Regions from separate parts of the Homo sapiens genome. Here region 2 is linked to region 1. Evidence: read pairs that join two places in POLR2A ChIA-PET (ENCODE). Cell type or tissue: HCT116. All regions are shown on one strand. Links, peaks and the distances in the headings refer to the core of each region. The heading gives the core; the rest is flanking DNA.

Region 1 (2,907 bases), core at 156-2,655:
CTCCTTCCTTCCTTCTTTCCTTCCTTCCCTCCCTCCCTCCCTCCTTCCTTCCTTCCTTCCTCCTTCCTTCCCTCTCTCTCTCTTTTTAAGGCAGGGTCTGCCCTGTCGCCCAGGCTGGAGTGCAGTGTTGCAATCATGCCTCACTGCAGCCTTGACCTCTTGGGCTCAAGTGATCCTCCCTCCTCAGCCTCCCAAGTAGCTGGGACACATCACCATGCCTGGCTAATTTTTTTATTTTTTGAGACAAGGTCTTGCCTGTCACCTAGGCTGGAGTACAGTGATGCAATCACAGCTCACTGCAGCCTCAAACTTCTGGGCTCTAGCAATCCTCCCACCTCAGTCTCCCAAGTAGCTGGAACTACAGTCACGTGCCATCGCTTTTTTTTTTTTTTTTTAATTCTTTGCGGAGATAGGGTCTCCCTATGTTGCCCTGGCTGGTCTTGAGCTCCTGACCTTAAACCATCCTCCCACCTCAGCCTCCCGAAGTGGTAGGATTATAGGCATGAACCACTGGCACCCAGCCAAGCTGGCTCTGTGTCCTTCTGATACGTTGCCATAATTCTTTGAGTTTCCTTACTTTCTGGCCCAAAAAGATGCTCCAGAAATATAATATTTTTTTCTGCCTCAGTCCTGGAGCCAACCTCTTCTCCAACCCATCCTGGTGACTTTTAGTTCTTCCAAACATGTACTGTTAAAAAATATGCACCACACCCACACATGTATGGACTTTTCTGAATAATCATAGAATCACACTATTGATACTGTTCTTTAATCTGTTTTTTTTAATTTAGCAATATATTATGGGAATCTTTCCACATTATCAAATATGGATTTGCGACATCCTTTTTAGTGAATGTTAAGTGTTTTATCTTTTGGTTGTACCACAGATTACTGAACTAATCTCCTAAATTAAATAGGAGTGCAGTGCCACCATCAGGGCTCACTGTAGCCTGGGACTCTTGGGCTCAAGGGAGGCATCTAAGTTGTTTATTATTTCTTTACTTTTATCCATAATAATTCTTCAGGTAAAGTGCTTGCATATGCACCTCTGCACAATCCTATTTATGGGCCTGCTGAGCGGAATGGGAAACTCATCAGGAAGTGTGAAAGTCACTCTAGAAGGTGGGAATGCCAGCAGCCACCAGCCCCCAGCACCTGCACCAACAAGGGGTCTTGCCACACAGCTTGGGCTGGGGCGGGCAAAGCTGGAGGGTGGGGCAGTCGAAGGTGAGAGCTCTTGGTCCTCCCCAACCTCACCCCATGAAGACGGCTGCAAGACTGTGCTGAGCCAGCCCGGGTTCCACAGTCTACAAAGGGGGTGAGAGGTCCATTTTTAATCATCAAAATAGTACAACTTTATGTTTACAAAAGTAACACTGGCTTGTTGCTAAAAAATTTTTTCAGAAAACACACAAAGGTTTAAAGAAAAATATCCTTAGGACAGTTTTCCAGAGGGAGATTTGCTTTCAAGAACAGTTATTCCAATGTCCTCCACCCACTGTCTGCTAGTCCATGATTTATCACAACTTGACCATCCCTGGATATTATCTATTTAAAAAAAAAATACTTGCCAGTTAGACCAGGTGTAGTGGCTCATGCCTGTAATCTCATTACTTTGGGAGGCTGAGGCAGGAGGATTGCTTAAGCCCAAGAGTTTGAGACCAACCTGGGCAACATAGCAAGACCCCATCTCTACAAAAATATTTAACAATTTGGCTGGGCACAGTGGCTCACGCCTATAATCCCAGCACTTTGGGAGGCTGAGGTGGGCAGATCACCTGAGGTCAAGAGATCGAGACCATCCTGGCCAACATGGTGAAACCCCATCTCTACTAAAAATACAAAAAATAGCTGGGCATGGTGGCTTGCACCTGCAGTCCTAGCTACTCGGGAAGCTGAGGCAGGAGAATCGCTTGAACGTGGTAGGTGGAGGTTGCAGTGAGCCAAGATCAAGTTACTGCACTCCAGCCTGGGTGACAGAGCGAGACTCTGTCTCAAAAAAAAAAAAAAAAAAAAAAAAAAAAAATTAACAATTAGCCAGCCATGGTGGCATGCACCTGTAGTCCCAGCTACTTGGAAGGTGGAGCTAGGTGGATCTCTTGAGCCCAGGAAGTCCAAGCTGCAGTGAGGCACAATTGTACCACTACACTCCAGCCTGGGCAACAGAGCAAGACCCTGTCTCAAAAAAAAAAATTGTCATTTAAAGGCTAAAAGTAACAGCTCATTGTATGATCTATAATCTTTTTTATTACTGGAGAGCTTGAAAGTTTTCATAATGAACATTTATAATGCTTTTTGTGGATTATGTTCACTTTTAACAATTTTATTTTTTACATTTTGAGATAATATGTGAATTATAGAAGAGGTGCAAAAATAGTACAGAGTGTTCCCTTACACCTTTCATCCAGCTTCCCATTGGCTGATATCTTCCATAACTACAGAACATTTATCACCACTAAAAAAATCAACCTTGCTGCAATATTAAGTATAGGGCTGATTCAAATTTCATCCTTTTTTCCATTTCCACGTGCTTTTGTGTTCCATGATCTGATCCAGGATCCCACATTTATTAAGCTGGTTTGTTCACTTTTATTGATTTTTTGGAGATCTTTATATATTAAGGACCTCAACTTTTTGTCTCTCGTCCCTTTGGCAAAGTATTTCCATTTTGCTTTTTCACTTTGGTGATGACTTCAAGAGATGGGTGGTAGGTGACATAGGATGATGCTGGCACCCTGGCTTAAAGTGAGGGTTATAGGGCACAGGCTGCATGCCAAACCCTCCACAAAATGTTCTCACCTCCCTGTCCCCTCCCAGACATTCTCTGTTTCTCTAACACAAATTGAGCAACTGGCCACTTGTCACCTTGTGAAACCTTGATATTTTATTCCACAAAGTTGTGCCTAT
Region 2 (2,907 bases), core at 87-2,586, 120 kb after region 1:
CAGTGGGCCAGGATTTGAGGCTCTTGGTCTAACAGTCTGCAAGGAACAGAATCCTTCTGACCACGTGTGAGTGAGTCTAGAAGTGGACTCTGCCCCAGAGACACCTTGGTTGCCACCTTTCAGAGCCCTGAGACAGAGGATGCCAAAGTTAAGCCACATCTGGATTCCTGACCCACAGAAACTGTGAGATAAGAAAAGTGAATATAAGCTGGGCACGGTGGCTCATGCCGGTAATTCCAGCACTCTGGGAGGCCAAGGCAGGCAGATGACTTGAGCCAAGGAGTTTGAGACCAGCCTGGGCAACATAGCGAGACCCTGTCTTGCCCTTTTCTAAGAGGCCCACCTCTACCCCTACTCCACACATGCCCCAGCATTTACCCCACTTTCTTTCTTCCTCATGCTCACCATCCTCTAGCATGCCATACAATTCACTTATTTATTTATTTATTTATTTATTTTTGAGACAGAGTCTCACTCCATCACCCAGGCTGGAGTGCAGTGGCATAATCTCGGCTCACTGCAACCTCCGCCTCCCGAGTTCAAGCAATTCTCGTGCCTCAGCCTCCTAAGTAGCTGAAATTACAAGCGTGCTCCCTCATGCCCGGCTAATTTTTGTATTTTTAATAGAGATAGGGTTTCACTGTGTTGGCTGGGCTGGTCTCAAACTCTTGGCTTCAGGTGATCTGCCCGCCTCGGCCTCCCAAAGTGTTGGGATTACAGGTGTGAGCCACCAAGCCCAGCCCTATTTATTTATTTTTGAGACAGGGTCTTACTCTTGTCACCCAGGCTGGAGGGCAGTGACTCAATCTCTGCTCACTGCAGCCTCTACCTTCTGGGCTCAAGTGATCCTCCCACCTGAGCCTCCCAAGTAGCTGGGACTGCAGGCATGAGTCACCACGCCTAGCTAATTTTTGTATATTTTGTAGAGATGGGCTTTCACTATGTTGTCCAGGCTGGTCTCGAACTCCTGGCCTCAAGCAATCCTTCTGCCTCGGCCTCTCTAAATGCTGGGATAGCAGGTGTGAACCACTGCGCCCTACCTAATTCACTTATTTATAATGTGTACTCGCTTCCCCTCTGTCCCCCCAGTGCCTGCCACAAAGTAGAAGCCACGCAAATATGTGTTGATTTCACTGTTCCATTCACTCATTTAACAGGCAGCTGCCAGCCACGGCCCCAGAGCTCTGCTTGCCTCCCGGATTTCTGTTGGGGTCACAAGGTTCCAACTCCAGGGTCCTGAATTCTGATCTTAGATACCAGGTTTGGCCTTCAAGTTCTGGAATCTATGTTCCAGAATTCGGCTTCCCAAGACCCACAGCCCAGAATCCAGGCTCCAGAATTCAGGCTCCCCGAGATCCAGGCTTCAGAATCCGAGCTCCCTCAGACCCAAGCTCCGAATCCGGGCTCCCTGAGATCCAGGTTCCGGAATCCGGGCTCCTGGAGATCCAGGCTCCGGAATCCGAGCTCCCTCAGATCCAGGTTCCGGAATCCGGGCTCCCCGAGATCCAGGCTCCGGAATCCGAGCTCCCTCAGAACCAGGCTCTGGAATCCGGGCTCCTCCAGATCCAGGTTCCGGAATCCGGGCTCCAGGCTCGCATTCCGGGCTGGGAGCCAGCCACAGCCGTTAGGCTGAGATTTTTAAAATCTGGCGCCAAAATCCACTCCCCGGGTGGGAGTGGCGGTGCCGGGTGGAGGTCAGTGGAATGGACGGGTCGGGACTGGGGCCCTCACGGGCTGCATAGTCCCAGGGTCCGGGATTTCTCTCCCGCGGCCCCGTACCCTCTCCCCAAAAGCAGACAGCAGTTGGTCACTAACTTTCTTTTCTTTTCTTTTCTTTTTTTTTTTTTCAGACGAAGGTTCGCTTTTGTAGCCCGGGCTGGAGTGCAATGGCGCGATCTTGGCTCACTGCAACCTCCGCCTCCTGGGTTCAAGCGATTCTCCTGCCTCAGCCTTCCGAGTAGCTGGGGTCACAGGCGCCTGCCACCACGCCCGGCTAATTTTTTTTTTTTTTTTTTTAAGTGGAGACGGGGTTTCGCCATGGTGGTCATTCTGGTCTCGCACTCCTGACCTCAGGTGATCCGCCCGCCTCGGACTCCCAAAGTTGGGATTACAGGCGTGAGCCACCGCGCCCAGCCAATTGGTCACTAATTTCTAGCTCCCGGGGGAAAGAGGGTCCCGCGTTCGAATCCCGCCTCCGCTACGCCCCTGGTGCGGATTCCCCGACCGGTCCCTAACCTTCCTGTGCCTCAGTTTTCCATAATGGAAATGGGCCCGGAGCCCCCTGGCGCGTGTGGTGCCTTGGGAGGCCCCTCGGAATGGACGGGGCAGCTTTGCGGGATGCCCCAGACCTCGGGCTCTGGGCGCAGCTGCCAGCAGCAGCCTGGGCGTGGGTGCCCCCGGGGGGACCACGGTCTCAGCTGTCACCGCCCCTCCCGTTCGGCGCCAAAATTTGAAAATTGCCCAGCGCCTCCCAAACTGCGCGCTGGGAGGGGGAAAGCCCCGGGCCCCACCCACGGGAAGCGCGGGGCTTTCTGGGACTTGGAGTCCAGTCCCTGGGGGTCCCGCGGGGATGGCTCTGGGCACCCGAAGCCCCTCCCCAGCGCCGAGACAGGAGGGCTGGGGTAGATTCGAGACCCCGGTTTGCAGAGCGCAAGACTGAGGCCCAGGGCCGCGCAGTCAGGCAGGAAACGGCGCTCCTGGCGGATGGAACAGCACGGGCAAAGGCTGGGTATGGGGGTATGTGGGGATGGAAGTGCCCAGAGGGGCAGCGCGATGGGGTTGGGGGCGGGACCCCGCAGGGCCTCCAGTAAGGGGCTAGTTGGGGGATCTGGTCAGCCAGTGGCCAAGGCCGGTGGTCAGTGAGAAGTTGATGCGGAGCGGGGGGGCGGTTTCAGATCAGTCTGAGGG

Evidence for each region. Peaks named below come from ENCODE experiments on the same cell type or tissue, not always from the same donor. Only the 100,000 strongest peaks of a DNase experiment are listed, where the experiment ranks them.
Region 2: POLR2A ChIA-PET joins it to region 1 with 5 read pairs; 33 of 35 experiments call an interaction of 5 or more read pairs at or near these places.

The regions. Positions count from the first base shown.
Region 1 is chr19:2,581,776-2,584,682 of GRCh38, reverse strand. The region is part of intron 2 of GNG7 (G protein subunit gamma 7); the gene reads left to right. Among named protein-coding and RNA genes, the nearest start is that of MIR7850, 47 kb to the left of the region's middle. In HCT116, for the core only: no CTCF peak of the experiment used is centred there; no DNase peak of the experiment used is centred there.
Region 2 is chr19:2,461,810-2,464,716 of GRCh38, reverse strand. LINC01775 (long intergenic non-protein coding RNA 1775) reads left to right here and starts at 2,532. Exons shown (of 2, transcript NR_134931.1): 1 at 2,532-2,736. RefSeq lists a silencer at 2,276-2,345. In HCT116, for the core only: no CTCF peak of the experiment used is centred there; DNase peaks (open chromatin) are centred at 1,496 and 2,506; H3K4me3 peaks cover 1,399 bases; H3K27ac peaks cover 1,804 bases.